Regions from separate parts of the Homo sapiens genome. Here region 1 is linked to region 2. The links are chromatin loops, found by intact Hi-C in ENCODE. Cell type or tissue: heart left ventricle. All regions are shown on one strand.

Evidence for each region. Peaks named below come from ENCODE experiments on the same cell type or tissue, not always from the same donor. Only the 100,000 strongest peaks of a DNase experiment are listed, where the experiment ranks them.
Region 1: it touches region 2 in a loop (2.5-fold over the local background); 2 of 110 quality-filtered maps call a loop at or near these places.

Annotation. Positions count from the first base shown.
Region 1 is chr17:65,851,380-65,859,379 of GRCh38, reverse strand. CEP112 (centrosomal protein 112) reads left to right here. Exons shown (of 27, transcript NM_001199165.4): 21 at 7,346-7,576. Among named protein-coding and RNA genes, the nearest start is that of AXIN2, 290 kb to the right of the region's middle. RefSeq lists an enhancer at 3,323-4,522. In heart left ventricle, no CTCF peak of the experiment used is centred here; no DNase peak of the experiment used is centred here.
Region 2 is chr17:65,915,237-65,923,236 of GRCh38, reverse strand. The region is part of intron 19 of CEP112 (centrosomal protein 112); the gene reads left to right. Among named protein-coding and RNA genes, the nearest start is that of CEP112, 270 kb to the left of the region's middle. In heart left ventricle, a CTCF peak has its summit at 4,137; no DNase peak of the experiment used is centred here; H3K27ac peaks cover 450 bases.

The DNA.
Region 1 (8,000 bases), 64 kb after region 2:
CAACCTCCGCCTCCTGGGTTCAAACGATTCTCTTGCCTCAGCCTCCCAAGTAGCTGAGATTACAGGCACCTGCCACCCCGCCCAGCTACTTTTTGTATTTTCAGTAGAGACGGGTTTTGCCATGTTGCCAGGCTGGTTTTGAACTCCTGACTTCGTGATCTGCCCGCCTCGGCCTCTCAAAGTGCTAAGACTACAGGCATAAGCCACCGCACCTGGCCAATGTTTTTTCTTTTAATGCATTGATGGAGTAAACTATATTATAGGTTATTTTCAGACGTTACATCAACCTTAGATTACATTCAGTTTTTTCCATAAGATAAAATTAAGGTAAAATTAAAAGCACTTTGAATTGATCTCTGGAATTAGACCTAAGAATTGATCTTCTGGAATTAGACCTAAGACACTTTTGACACTTTTTACATTGGTACTATTTTGGGTGGGGATGAGGTGGTTATTGATGACAGTCCGGGTGAGTGGAAGATAGTTTACTGTATCTACTTTTGTGGCTTATAAATTCTTATCAATGTCAACGTATTTCCTAATCAAAAATAAGTTCATAACATTTAAATTAAAATACTTAGAAATAATTGATAATGAAAATAGTACTTCTCAAATCTTGAAGGATGAAGCTAAAATGAGAGAAATGGGTACACTTAACCTGCCATTTATTTTTAAACGGTTAATTGTTAATGAAGTAGGCAACCAGCTTAAGAAGTTAGAAAAATGAAGCAATTTCTGGTAGGACTGATCAAAGAACAAAGTGCAAATAAACAATATTGGGAATAAAAATAAAGCTATGGTAATGTTATCAATAAAAGAGAGATATTAATAACATTAAATTTTAAAAAGGATATATTCCAGATCATCAGAGATTAAAAAAATAAGATATTAAAAAAGCATTATGCCAATAATTGGAGAACCCAGGTGAAATGGACAAATTTCCAGGAATACATAAAATGCCGCAAGACAAAACAGGAAACTAAATAATCTAATATAATTAAGCAAATTTTAAAAACAGTTAAAAATCTTTCAACAAAGAAAACACTGAGTTCATATAATTTTACAGGTGAGTTCTATAAAAATCTCCCATGGGACAGGTCACTGTAGTCTTTTACAAACTTTTCCAGAGAAGCGAGAAAGAGAAAAATACTCTCAAACCAATTTAAAAGATTGTAATATTGATAGAAAAGATGACTGGTACAAGAAGAGAAATAAAAATTCCAGGCCAACTCACTCATGAACACACACATACAAATCTGGAATTATTAGCAAATCAAGTCCAATAATGTATAAAAATAACGTATGTAATCACCAAGTTGTAGAGAATGCAAGGACATAGAAATTTATAAATGCCAACAAATGTCAAATTTAGGGGAAGAGGAAAAATTCCTAAACTATAAAAATTTACCAAAACTGACTCTGTAAAAGACCGGAAAATGTGAATCATCCTATAACCATCAGAAAAATTGAAATAGTAGTCAAAATGTTTTCCAGATATACAATATCAAGCCCAGATGGCCCTACTGGCCAGTTCCACTAAATATTTAAGAAACAAATAACTCATCTTATACTGATTCTTTCAGAGGATGAAAAAGGTAGCATCATTCAGCAACTGAATTTATGAGACTAGCATAACATCAATTTAAAAATATGCCAAGGAGAGTCCAAAAAAAAAAATCCCTCAGGTCAGTCTCTCAAAAATCATTAGCAAATTATTAGCAAACTGAATCCAGTAATATTATCTTATGGAAAAAATTGAATGTAACCTAAGGTTGATGTAACGTTTGAAAATAACCTATAATATAATTTACTCCATTAATGCATTGAAATAATAAACATTGACCAGGTGTGGTGGCTTACACCTGTAGTCCTAGCACTTTGGGAGGCTGAGGTGGGCGGATCACGAGGTCAGGAGTTCGGTTAGCAAGCCATCAGTATCAAGACAAGACTCTCCACCAGCAAAAAGATTAGGACTTAAGAATGGCTTAGATGATCATTAACCCTTCTTAGCAATAATGTATTTTAAATGAAGGAATGCACATTGTTTTTTAGACATAATGCTCACTGAATAAACTGCAAGCTTGTCCAACCCACCTTATTTTGTTGTTGTTGTTCTGTTTTGTTTTGCTTTAGGCTTTTAGCAGCCAGAAGCCATGGTTTTAAAGTTTCTGTCTTTAGTGATAAGCAGAAAAGAGGGATGAGGAAGGGGCTTTACTGGCCCAACCAGAAACAGAAACCAAGAACCCATGACTGTATTCTCTCCCTCAGACACTCCTGAATAGTCTATAACTTTTATATGCACTGGGAAACCAACCAATTTATGTGACTCACTTTATGGAGATATTTGCTTCATCGCAGTATTCACTTCATTGCAATATTTGCTTTATTGAGGTGGTCGGGAACCAAACACACAATATCTCTGTGATATGCCTGTACTGGAAGGGTGAAATACTAGGGAGCCACTAAATATGACAAATATGCTAATAAATGGGAATTAAATTAAAATTGGGTGTGTGAAAATATAGAACAGTATCTACACAGTGATGACAATGTGCATAACAATACTTTGATTTACATTGACAGAGATTGAAACTCGATTTGGGATGGTCTCACTGCTTTTGGAAAACTAACATTTTTGCTCATTTTTTAAAGATTTTCCTAGTGGGCACAATGTATAATATTTGGTTGGTAGTTACACTAAAAGCCCAGATTTTACCACTATGCAATATATCCAAGTAACAAAACTGTACTTATGCTCCCAAATCTATAAAAATGTATGTATTTTTTAATTTTCAAAAAAAGACATTATGGACTTATGGCTTTTGGATGTTAACTTTGTACTAACCATAGTGAAAATTAGGGGATAGAAACGCACAATAACAAATTAATAAAGTACAATAAATATGTACTCTTCCTTAAGAGAAATTCTTAATACTTTGAGATGATACAGTATGTGATAAAAAGCAGACTTTCAAATCAGCTTGAGCTTGGATAAAATCTTTCCAATTCTATTTTTCTCAGACTCTATTATTTAGATGTTGTCACTTCCTCTGTCCTCCACAAATATTAGCTTTTCTTTTACATTTTCTGTATTATTATCTTTCTCTGCTGCCTCCCAGGGAGTTCTTCAATCTTACCATCCTTCCAATGCGCAATTCTATTCTTTGGCTTTAGCTAACTTGCTCTTTTTCCTATCATTTTCACTTTTTCCTTCTTCTATGACATTAATTGCAGCTTCATGTCTGTAACTTCTTCCATTACACTTTTCAGTATATTAAGTATATATATATTACTATTTGTATGTTTATTATGGACTTTTTTTGGAGATAAGATCTCCTTCTGTCACACAGGCCGGAGTACAGGGTATGACCACGGTTCACTGCAGCCTCCTGGGCTCAATTGATCTTCTTTCCTCAGCCTCCTGAGTAGCTGGGACTACAGGCACACCCCACCACACCTGACTCATTTCTGTATTATCTGTAGAGAAGGAGCCTCACTATATTGCCAAGGCTGGTCTTGAACTCCTAGGCTCAAGTGATCCACCTGCCTTGGCCTCTCAAAGTGCTGTGATTACAGGCATAAGCCAACACACCCGGCCTATTACGCACTTAAAAAATTCTTGTTTCATCTGTTCCAATTATACTGCTTCAGATAATATATGTTATTTAGGTGTCTCTTTTTGGTAGTAGTTTTGCTCCTCAGGTTTATTTACTTTGGCCAGGGAGCCCATTTTCCCCTGGGACTATCAGATATCCTGACTGGGGAAGAGCAGAAGCCCACCTTTAGTCCCTGACCTGTTGGATGAGCTTATAGAAGGACAAGATTATGAACCCCAAGACAGAGCCCTTCATTGCCGTACCACTCCCTTTCACAGTTACTTCATCAGGAAAACCTGCTGGTCGGGAATTTACCTAAGCTCCTGGAAGTGAGTGTCTAATGACTGAGTCACTAGTCCTGGGAGTTTGGAGGGAAGCCTTTGGAAGGGGGAATACCCAGGAAGTTCAGAGAAGTCTGTGCCTGTTTTCTTCAACTCCTCACCCAAGGAGGGCTTTGCTTTCCTTGGTATTGACTGACTGATGTCAACACTATGTTGAGTTCTTGCTCCCAACATGGTAATGGAACAGATATGATTTTACCTGGCTACAAAAGAGAGAGACAAGAGCAGAAGGTAAAGCATTCCTGCAACCCACCTTCTTACAGCGGTTTTCTATTATTTTCTTCCCCAGGCTGTACCCCCTTAGGACTGTCTTTATTCCACCCAGGAGCTTCTCAAAATTTGCTTTTGTTATGTTTATTATTGTTATAGTTATTAGTATCTCAGATTCATGCTTCCTGTGCTTTCTCCAGGATTGATTTTGGGGAAGGGAGCCAGCAACCCATCCTTGTCTGCCATGTTGATATCCCTGAGCTTTTTTTTAAAAAAAGAATGTTCTGCCTCCCAAACACATAACTGTTGTCACTGCTAAAGTCTATCTGTTTTTAGAAGATGTATCCTCTATTTCAGAATCTGATTGCATTGACTATCTCTTCTCTTGGGTTCAAAAGAATCATTATAAAACAAAGAACAAAAGGTAAAAGACTGTTTTCACGGACAATTGATCCACAGCTGATTATTGATACACAGATATCAATCTATGAAATAGAGAAACAAATAGATGTTAAAACAGTGCATAGATTTCCTGAAGAAAAAATAACTAATTTTTCCACTACAGGTTTACAAGGATCAGCCTTTTATATAAAGTCCTCTCACATATTCCTTTGGGACTAGTTCAAGTAAGCTTTTCTTAGAAAGGCAGGATAAAAATGGGACATCCTATCACCTCCAGCCTCGAAGGCTCAGATTTATTACTATAAAGCATTTTCTTTCCTCTAACACAAATGTTACTGTTCTAGATGTCTTTTCCAGTCTAGTGTAGAGAGGCCACAGGGTTAATAGTTGAGCTAATGTATACTGAACACAATCCAAAATAAGATGCCTGGTGCAAAGTAAACACTCAAAATTATAGCAATTATTATTTATCATGTAGAAATCACAAAATTGTTAAAATTAAAAATTGGATGAATATAATATTTATATTGAAAATGAAATAATTCTTGTAGATATTTTGACCAAAGCAACTTCTCATCATTTAGCTTTGTATTCTTATTCCCAGCATCATAATGTGACATTTGGATTCCTGTCACTTTTTTATTTTTCTGGTTTCCAGTCAAGGAAATGTTGGTTTAGGCTGTGCTTGTTGAACATACATTAGGCATGAAATGAAACATTTATCATTGTGTTTTGGGAAATGTTGCATTGCTGGCTAATGTGTTAGTGGCAGTAAGTAAGTGACAGAAGATTTCAACTATGTAACAAGCTTGATATGATAGGCATGTATAGGATATAGCACTGAAAACTGTAGAAAATACAGCATAGACATTTCTTAGCAATCATACATGAAGCTTTTAAAAAATTGGCTACATAACTTGCCATCAAACATTCTCAAAATTTGCAAAGAATTAATGGGAGATAGACTACATTCTTTGGCCACAGTGCAATTAGAAGTGAATGACAAAACAATAACCACTGAAGTCCATTTCCTGAGTTTAATGGTGTCCCTCTCAAAATTTCCTGTCTACACAGAACCGGAAATAGAATTTTTTTTTTTTTTTTAGATGGAGTCTCGCTCTGTTGCCCAGGCGGGAGTGCAGTGGCGCAATTTCAGCTCACTGCAACCTCCACCTCCCAGGTTCAAGCAGTTCTCTGCCTCCGCCTTCCGAGCAGCTGGGATTACAGGTGCCCACCACCATGCCCAGCTAATTTTTGCATTTTCAGTAGAGACGGGGTTTCACCATCTTGGCCAGGCTGGTCTTGAACTCCTGACCTTGTGATCCACCCGCCTCGGCCTCCCAAAGTGCTGGGATTACAGACATGAGTCACTGCGCCTGGCCGGAAATAGAATTTTTGCAGATGTAATCAAGTTAAAATTAGGTGATGCTGGATTAAGGTGGGCCCTAAATCCAGTATGACCAGTGTCCTTATAAAATACAGCACCACAGAGACACAGACACCCAGAGAGAACAAATCCATCTGAAGACAAAGGCACTGATTGGAATGATGCATTTACACACCAAGGCACAGTGACTGTCAGGAAATACCAGAAGCTAGGAGACAGGCATGGAACAGCTTCTCCTTCAGAGTTTCCAGAAGGAACCAACTCTGCCAACACCTTGATTTTAAGACTTCTAGCCTCCAGAACTATGAGAGAATAAAATTCTGTTCTTTTAAGCCATCTAGTTTGTGCTACTTTGTTATGGCAACCCTGGGAAACTAATATGTCCCATATGCTTGGGAATTAAGAAACATACTTCTAAATGGTTCATAAGTCAAAGACAAAAATTATAATGGAAGTTAAAAAAGTATTTTGAACTAAACGATAATGAAAATACCACATATCTAAACCAAAGAGATGGAACTAAATCAGTATCCAGAGAGACATTTGTAGTCTTACATTTATAAATCAGAAAAGAAGAAATGATAAAAAATAAATGAGTTAAGTATCCAAAATAAGAAGTTAGAAGAAAGAATACAAAATAAACCTTAGGAAAGTAGGAAGAAGGACATAAAAATAAAAGCAGAAATCAATCAATAAAAAGTAAAAATCCAATAGGGAACACTGGATGAATTTCAGGAACATGATGATGTTGAATATTTGAAACAGCAAGTTTCAGAAAAATACATGTAATATTCCATTTACATAGAAATTAGAAACAAGTAAAACTAAACAATATGTTGTTTAAAGATCCAAAAGTATGGTAAAATGTTCCAGGTGGTATTTGCCTCTGAGCTAGGAAGGAATGACATGGGAATATGGAATGAAGGAAGTAGAGGAGGGAGGGAGGGAGGGAATGAGGGAGGGAAGGAAGGAAGGAAGGAAAGGGAGGGAGGGAGGGAAGGAAGGAAAGGGAGGGAAGGAAGGAAGGGAGGGAGGGAGGGAGAGGGAAGGGAGGGAGGGAAGGAAGGAAGGGAAGGGAGGAGGGGAGGGGAAGGGAAGGAGGGAGGGAGGGAAGGAAAGGGAAGGAAAGGGAAGGGAAGGGAAGGGAAGGGAGGAGGGGAAGGGAAGGAGGGAGGGAGGGAAGGAAAGGGAACGGAAGGAAGGAAGGAAGGGAGAGGGAAAGAGGGAGGGAAGGAAGGAAGGGAGAGGGAAAGAGGGAGGGAAGGAAGGAAAGAAGGAAGGATGGAGTGCAATCTAAGCTTTCTATTCCATATGTTCATATTTCATTTATTGGCCTTTTGCCCATTGGTTCTTCTTTTGTGACTTCCCTATTGATATCTTCTGCCCATTTTTCCATTTTTAAAAACAAGGTTATTGCCGACATGGAGGCCCAGGTTCACAAGTTGAGAGAAGAATTGATCAATGTGAACTCACAGCGGAAACAGCAGCTGGTAGAGCTTGGTCTTCTTCGTGAAGAGGAAAAGCAAAGGGCTACAAGGGAACATGAGATTGTCGTCAATAAACTGAAGGCTGAATCAGAAAAGATGAAAATAGAGCTGAAAAAGACTCATGCTGCTGAGACAGAGATGACACTGGAAAAGGTAAGATATTTAACTAGTTTTTTAATAGGCAGTTGAAATCCATGTTTAAAATCCATTGCCACCACCCTTATATTTAATCTCCAAAAGGTAGTAGACATGGCATTACTCTTTAAATGTATAAACTCTTCAGTCGAGGAATTTAAGTATCTTGCTCCTATGTCTAAGTACCAGTAAAATAATCTAGGGAATTTCCTAACTTTTCCCTTGGCTTTCATGGAAGGGATTATATGGAATATCCTATTCCATAGTAATTAAATACACGTTGTAATAAAGTGATATTATAATATTGTCCAATATTATTTTGATTAGAAATACTGGGGCTGTATCCCTAAATTTTCCTAAATGGGACTAAGTTTCAGATCTTCCCTCAGTTGTCTAATAAGCATTTCTAGATTTTACAGCTTTTTATAACAGTGTCACATAA
Region 2 (8,000 bases):
GTGCCAAAGTATGGATAACTTCAGACTTTCTAACTGCAAAAGCCGGTGCAATGGAGTTATTCTATCAGATTCTTTTTTTTAAAAAAATGGTTTTATATAAAAATGAAGTAGTTAATTTCCGATTAATATGGGATGGCAACTGAAAGTCGTTCTGACACATGCTAAATTAAAAATAGGTATTTCCCCTGAAATACACTGTTATCTGAAGTGCCATGGAGGATGTTTTCCACAACTTTAGTGATGGGGGAAGTTGCTTGGAAACTGGTTTCAGAAACTAGGTTTAGAAAACTAGATGAAGAATTGGAGGCTGGAATTGGGGAGGAAGGGGTGGTAAGAGGGAAACAGAGGTAATAATCAAATGTAAATAAAAATATTAAGGAAGGGCAATGAATGTTACTTTTTATTATGCTATAGTTACAAAGTATAATTGAGGTAATTTTGTATTAAAAACAATATTAGAAGCACTAAGAAAAATAAGAAAAATGTCAGTTCCTCTAAGTAAACTGAGGAAGGAACAGGGGAGAAGGGAAAACCAAATTTAAAGCTCTTTATGTAACACAAATGCTAGTCAGAGGTTATGATACTACAGGATGAGTGTAAGATGTTGCAGAGTTCTCTGTGGGAGTTTTAAAATTATATTCTCATTTTGATGATAATCACATGGGTCACAAATTTATAACCAAGTGTGGCCAAATGATGTCAGCACCTGATCTGCATTTATTTTGTAATTGTTTTGGCACACCACTGACTTTGAAAGTCAGACACAATAAGAAAAAAACGCCAAGGAAAATTGAAATGCATTTGACTAAATAAAAAGTATTTTGAGTTAAAAAAGTAATTGAAGAAATAATTGAAGCAGATATCTTAGGCAAAGAGTAACTCTCCTTATAAAATTAATAAATGTATAATATATAAAAATAATTAGCAGATTAAATATAGTAATTAGCATAAACCATAAGAAAATCATTAATGTCCCAATAAGTGACCTGGCAAAGGAAAGAGAGAGATAAGAAATGAATTAAGTGAACAGCCATGTAGAAACATCGTTACTCTTGGTGTTAATAAAAATGCAAATTAGAATTAACCATGATGTGCCATCTAAAGTCGGTAAAAGTTTAGTGAAATTGGTACTTTTATACATGCTAGTGGCATTACAGGCTTTTTGGAAAGGATTTTGGCAGATTCTACCAAGAGTCATGAAAAACGCTTACACCCTCTGACCCAATTATCCTTAATCTCAAAAATCCTAGTTATTTTTTAGAGGATGGAATCATGGTGAATTCTTTTTTTCTATACCCCCTATTATCCACATTGTGACAGTTTCACTTTTTTAATGTAAAAAAAATATATAAATTTGTCTGGAAGCATGTAAACTTCAAAGGCTTTTCTCAGAATGATAGATTTTAAAATCTATCAAAGTTTTGTCTTTGTATTGATCAAAAATAATACTAACACAATAAGGGATACCGATAAATTCTTTAAAGAATTGATACTATTAATGGAAGCCATACACCATTGCATCCATTTTTCTTTCTTTTTTTCATGAAAAGAGATGATACAAATGTAGTATATAACAGGAATGTAAAAACACACACAAGCGTACCTCAGGTGGGTGCAGATTTCACCTGTTTTTATTCTTTCTATATCTAGAGGTCTATACATTAGAATCAATGCTGAGAATGAAGATCCCAGGTGGTAGTTCACTAAGGAAAGATGAAGGCAGGAGTATGAGCTAGTACATTTTAGGAGAATATTTATTGATGTGACAATATACAAACTTTTTTAGTTAGCTTTTTTTTTTCAGCAGAATATTCTGTTAACTGTAACAGTGTTTCCCCTGACCACTCCAAATTGTTAGGATTTTTTCCTGTGGAAGTTTATCATGACAAACGATAGGCATACAGTAGTGAGCTCTACAAGCCAGCATGAGTACACTAAGAATGAAGCCGATTAAACTAAGCTCATTTCCTTCTTTGAACAGGGCAGCCAGGCTGGTAGATAAGGAAATAGGAGTAGATGTAATATATCTGGCTTTCGTGGAGCCGTCTGACGGTGCCTACATGAAGGCAGTATGGGGAAATATGGTTTGAATATTGGTACCTTTATGTGGTTAAGTGATAGTTCAAAGGGCCATCTCTGAATGATTAGTGTTAACCTAAAGTGAGATTTCTGTGTCTCTCAGTCAGTCGAGGATGATAAGGGATTAAAAAAAAAAAGTTTAAAGTTTCCCAATGCTTAGAGTTCTGAGGAATAGTTAATATGTAGGATTAAAAAAAATGAGTTTTCTGCAGCTTTAAGCTGGCTGGAATTAAGAAGATTACATTTATTGAGGTTGAATATAAAATGCCATGGTTTGGTTTAGAAAATCAGTTGCAAAAGTAGAAGGAAGACAGAAAGCCTCAGAGATAAGGGGAGTGTGGTGCCTGGGACACAGGGGACAAGAGGGCTGGCAGATATGGTCCCAGCTATTGTTTACATTTCAGGTCACATAAGGAATAGGTCGATTTTGGTCACCACATTTTAAGCAGGCCACTGACAAACTCGAACATGTTCAGAGAAGAGTTTTCAGAGTGTAGAAAGGTCTGGAACTATGTCAGAGGGGAATATTTAAAGGGAGGATTGCATATCTCTCTGTTTGTAAATTTAAGGTCTGAATTTCAGGGAGTACTGGGCTTGGTCTGTGTGATAAAAATCCTAAAAGCCCACAGTTATTAGGATCTACCCTGGACCAGGCACTACTCTGCTTGCTTTACACATATTCAGCCACTCCCCATCTTCACAGTAATATATATATATAAAATATATGTATAATGCATATTATATATTATAATTATATATATATATATATATATATATATATATATATATATATATTTTGTTTGTTTGTTTTTAGACAGAGTCCTGGTCTGTCACCCAGGCTGGAGTGCCAGTGGTGCAATCTCGGCTCACTGCAACCTCTGCCACCCACGTTCAAGTGATTCTTCTGCCTCAGCCTCCCAAGTAGCTGGGATTACACGTGGTACGCCACCACTCCTGGCTAATTTTTGTATTTTTAGTAGAGACAGGGTTTCACCATGTTGGCTAGGTTGGTCTCGAACTCCTGATGTCAGGTGATCCACCTGCCTCTGCCTCCCAAAGTGCTGGGATTACAGGCGTGAGCCACTGCACCTGACTCACAGAAATCTTGTGAGGTAGCTACACTGTTTATTGTTTTCATCTTCTAGTTGTAGAAACTGAAGTACATCCATTTGAGTAAATGGCCCAGGGTCCCACAGAGTTCATAGGTGGTGGATTCGGAACCTGAACCTGAGGCCTGCCCTTGACCCCCACTCTAAATGCACTCCCGCGGAGTTCCAGGGGGCAGAAATTGAACCCATACATACATGGTACCATGAGGAATATTTTGAATTGTTTCAAGGTAGTTCTTTTCTAAAGAACTCCTCCTTCAAATGTGCAACAGTTTTTCTTGTGAGAAAGTAAGTTTCCAGTGTGAGTGGGTTGCGGTGTGTTTTTGGAGTATTCTGGAGGGATACTGTGCCTTCCGGGGGCTGTCTTACTGCAGTGGTCTCTTCCAAAACCAAGATTCTGGGACTTTCTGTTCATCTGCCTGATTAGATTCCCAGCCCCTCTTGACAGACCGACTTCTCTGATTCCACCGCTGACTCATTCATTTAGGTACCTGTCTGGCTGGATTTCCCTGTATCAGGACTCTTGCCTACTTTCTCAGTTGCCATTCAAATGGAAGTGTGAATATTTTTCTATTATTTTGTTTTACTTTTCTCTAAAAGGTAAAATTGTCAGTGTTATGATGATAGCATTTCACATCAGGAGGGGATTTAGACGCCGAGCATCTGGGCCCTTGCTTCTCCAACTCAGGTAAGGTGATCCCCGGGGGAGTGTGAGCAAGTGCCAGGGGTTCCTGAGGCTGCGTACATGCTTCCTGGAGTGTTGCATCCACTCAGTTCGATTGTGGGAAAGCAACGTAGTTTTACTATTGAGGTAACATTCCTATTAAAACAAACATAGACTTTCCTGTTTTGTAAAATGCAAAGTTCTCATGAAGAAGACAAAATAGGACATTTCAAAGAAACTTCCAGCTTGCAGAGGCTGCTTCAGGCTATGCCCTCAGATCCCCCAGGGGGGTGCTATTCATTTTCACTGCTGCTGAGAGTACTTTGGTGGAAAAGTTTTAAAAGCACTTATCCGGTCTAATCCTCACATTTTATAACGAGGGAACTGACTGACATTCAGAGGGAATGAATGGACTTGTGCCTCTGGGCCTCAGTTTCCTTCTCCAGTTTTAATTTTTGAGCCCCTCTCTTACAGAAAGCACCGTGCCAGGAACTGTAATGAAGTGAAAACAGCGAAGTAGTATTTTAAAGTATCTTAGCCAAAATCCAGGCATAAAGTGTGCAGATGTGGAAAGAAAAACATCAAACACATGGGCTAAATGCTCACACAAATATCCTGTAAAGCCCAAGCTTTCATCAAGATTTCCTGTTTCTTTCCTGTATAACCCATTGGAACAAAAAGACAATTCTAATTGTCTTTTCACAAACCTCATTCAAGTTGGAAACAAACAACCAACCAGGCATGCTAGGACTTCCTGGACTATAGAGATTTCTTTGGCAACTCCATGAGATCATTCTTTAATCTTGTGTTTTATATCTTTGCTTTCCACTACAAAGCCTTGAAGGAGAAATGTAGTTCAGCAGATAAACAAGTGGCCAGCTTCTCCAGAAAGAATAAGTGCTTATTGTCAATGATTACAAAAAAAACAAAAAACAAAAAACACTGAAGGGCCAACTTCTTACAAGCTGCCATTATTTAAAACTTAAAATATTTTGTTAGCAAACACAGTAGCAAAGACAAAACAAATTCTGCAAGATAAGCAAGTAGGAAATTTTAAGTGAAGGTCAGTTGGGATATTTAAAAAGCAGATAGCACGTGATTCCCAATCCTTGTCCTTTGCAAATATTCTAGTCATTACTTAGCTAGGTGGTATAACCTTCAAGCTTAGGCTTCTTTTATTTTAATTTTAATTTTTTTTTTTTTTTGAGACAGAGTCTTGCTCTGTCACTCAGGCTGGAGTGCAGTGGCGCAATCTCGGCTCACTGCAACCTCCACCTCCCAGGTTCAAGCAATTCTCCTGCCTCAGCCTCCCAAGTAGCTGGGACTACAGGCACACGCCACCACGCCTGGCTAATTTTTTCTTGTATTTTAGTAGAGACAGGGTTTCATCGTGTTGCCCAGACTGGTCTTGAACTCCTGAGCTCAGGCAATCCACCTGCCTTGGCCTCTCAAAGTGCTAGGATTACAGGCGTGAGCCACCGCGCCCAGCCAGGTTTCTTTTAAATGAGACTATTTAGTCTACACTGGAAAAGGAGATGGTGGAAAGGAAGAGAGGGAGGAAAGGGGAAGACACTCACTAGTGTATGTTCCCAAGAAGGTGGAGATACTGGGCAGCTCCCCACATCACGTGGGGAGCTGCTGGCCTTGGATGATGGCCAGGTCTGTCTCCTGTGCCTCGTGAGAAAAGAAGGGAAGGCCAGGTGTGTAGAAGTTTGTGGATCTGCAAAAGGCAGATGAAGACATTCTTATTACTGAGGTTTTTCTTTGTCAGATAGGCGGCAAAATCATTTGCTGAGACTGGAGGAATTACATGGACAGGAGAGCAAATAAAAGTGGGAATTGTTTAAAATTATTTGGGTGATAGCAAGACTGATCCAAGTAGAAAGACTTCGTAAACTTTCTCTTCGGTATTGAGGTAATGTGGTAAATGACCATGGATTTGTGGGGCTCCCTAAAATCCCTTCCAAATGGATTACCATATGACTTATTGATTTCTAGATATGTATGATTTATGGTACATCCAGTATGCTGCTCTTACTCTCTTTTATTCTTGCTTACCTTATCATACTCTTTTTGAAAGTCTTTTTTTGCTTGACCTTCCTCTTCCAATTCCTAATACATTTTTGAACCCCAGCTACATATCAGCCCCTGTGGTCCTCAGTGGTGATCAAGACAAATGCAATCCTTGATCTAATGATGCTTCCTTTCAACTTACTTCTTTGAATAAGCACCAAATTCAGGGAATGCAGCTACACCACAAGTCACAGATTGGTCCTGCAGGCAATGGCAAAGTACCAGATTCCCAGCCATTAGGCTGCCAGACTCAGAGCCCCAGGCTGTGAGGCTATAGAGCCTGGGCCCCTGTGTCCAGGTCCAGTGGTCGGAGCCTAGAGTCATAGAAAGGGTGCTGATATTTAGTGAAAGGCAATTGAAGAGCCTTCTCTTCCTCTTTTTTTTTCTTTTGGCCTGGAGCTGTTCTCATCTAGGTTAAAACAAGTGGCACCTTTAGCTAGAGTGAATATTAAAAGAGCAAAGATGGGCTGGGTGCAGTGGCTTATGCCTGTATTTCCAGTAACTCAGGAGGCCCAGGAGGGAGGATTGCTTGGAGCTAGGAGTGAGAGACCAGCCTGGGCAACGTAGTGAGGCCCCCATCTCTATTAAAAAAAAAAAATTAGACTGGCATGGTGGCTTGCACCTGTGTTCCAAGCTATTTTAGAGGCTAAGGTGCGAGGGTTGTTTGAGCCTGGGAGTTCAAGGTTACAGTGAGCTTTGATAGCACCACTGCACTCCATCTAGCCTGGGTGACAGAGCAAGACCCCACCCACCCATTTCAAAAAAAAAAAAAGAAGCTGTTTTCCTGGATAGTGATATGGACTAACTCATTATTCCTTCTTTAAGTACATTAAAAATATAAAGTGGAACTAATGCCTTCTCAATCATTCATTATTTCACACATGTTTATTGAATTACTATGTGCTAAACACTCTTCCAAGTGCTTGGGATATAACAGTGAACAAAATATAGAGTCTTTACCCTTGTGATGGAAGAGAAAAACACTACCACTACCCACCACCACTACTCCTACCACACATACACACACACACACACACACACACACACACACACACACACACTCTTTTTCAAAACATAATTTAAGGTAGGGTGAGGTAATGATAACTGTTGTGAAGAAAAATAGAGCAAGCTAAAGTGTTTGTGAGTGAAAGGGCTACTTTATAAATGGTTATTATTTTATACAAGGTGTTATTGTAGATAAGATTGTTAGTGAAGGACTCTACTGAAATGATATTCAAATTAAGACCTGGATGAAGTGAAGGAGGAAACCATACAAAAACCTGAGGTAAGGAAAGAACATTCCAGGTGGATGGTTGCAACAGCCATGAGATGGGTTAGTTTGTAGCTGGAATGGAGTGAACTTGGAAGAGAGTGGTAGGAGCCAAAGTACAGTACAGGGTAGATTTTGTCACATCCTATGGACCATGGTGGGAGATTGGATTTTATTCTGAGTGTGTTGAGAAGCCACTGGAGCATTTGAGCAAGATCTGGTTTGCTTTTCTCTTTTTTTTTTTTTTTTTTTTTGAGTTTGAGTCTCACTCTGTCACCCAGGCTGGAGTGCAGTGGTGTGATCTCAGCTCACTGCAGCCTCCGCCTCCTGGGTTCAAGCGATTTTCCTGCCTCAGCCTCCCAAGTAACTGAGACTACAGGCACCCACCACCACGCCTGGCTAATTTTTTATTGTATTTTTAGCAGAGACAGGGTTTCACTATGTTGACCAGGCTGGTCTCGAACTCCTGACCTCATGATCCACCCACCTCAGCCTCCCAAAGTGCTGGGATTACAGGCGTGAGCTACTGCACCCGGCCTAGTTTGCATTTTTGAAAGATCTCTCCAGTTGCTGTGTGGAGCTTTGATTACGATGGAGGCAGGAGAGGATGCAGGGGACCTAGTTAGGAGATGATTGCAGTGGGCTGGTTAGAGGTTACCGGGCTGGGACTAGGGTGGGAGTGGTGGGGGAGACAGGGAGTAGTCAGATTTGGGATCTATTTTGCAGGCAGGACTTGTCAATGGTTGTGAAATAGAATGTAAGGTAAAGAGTGGGCTAAAATGTGACTTAAAAGTTTCCCAACTGA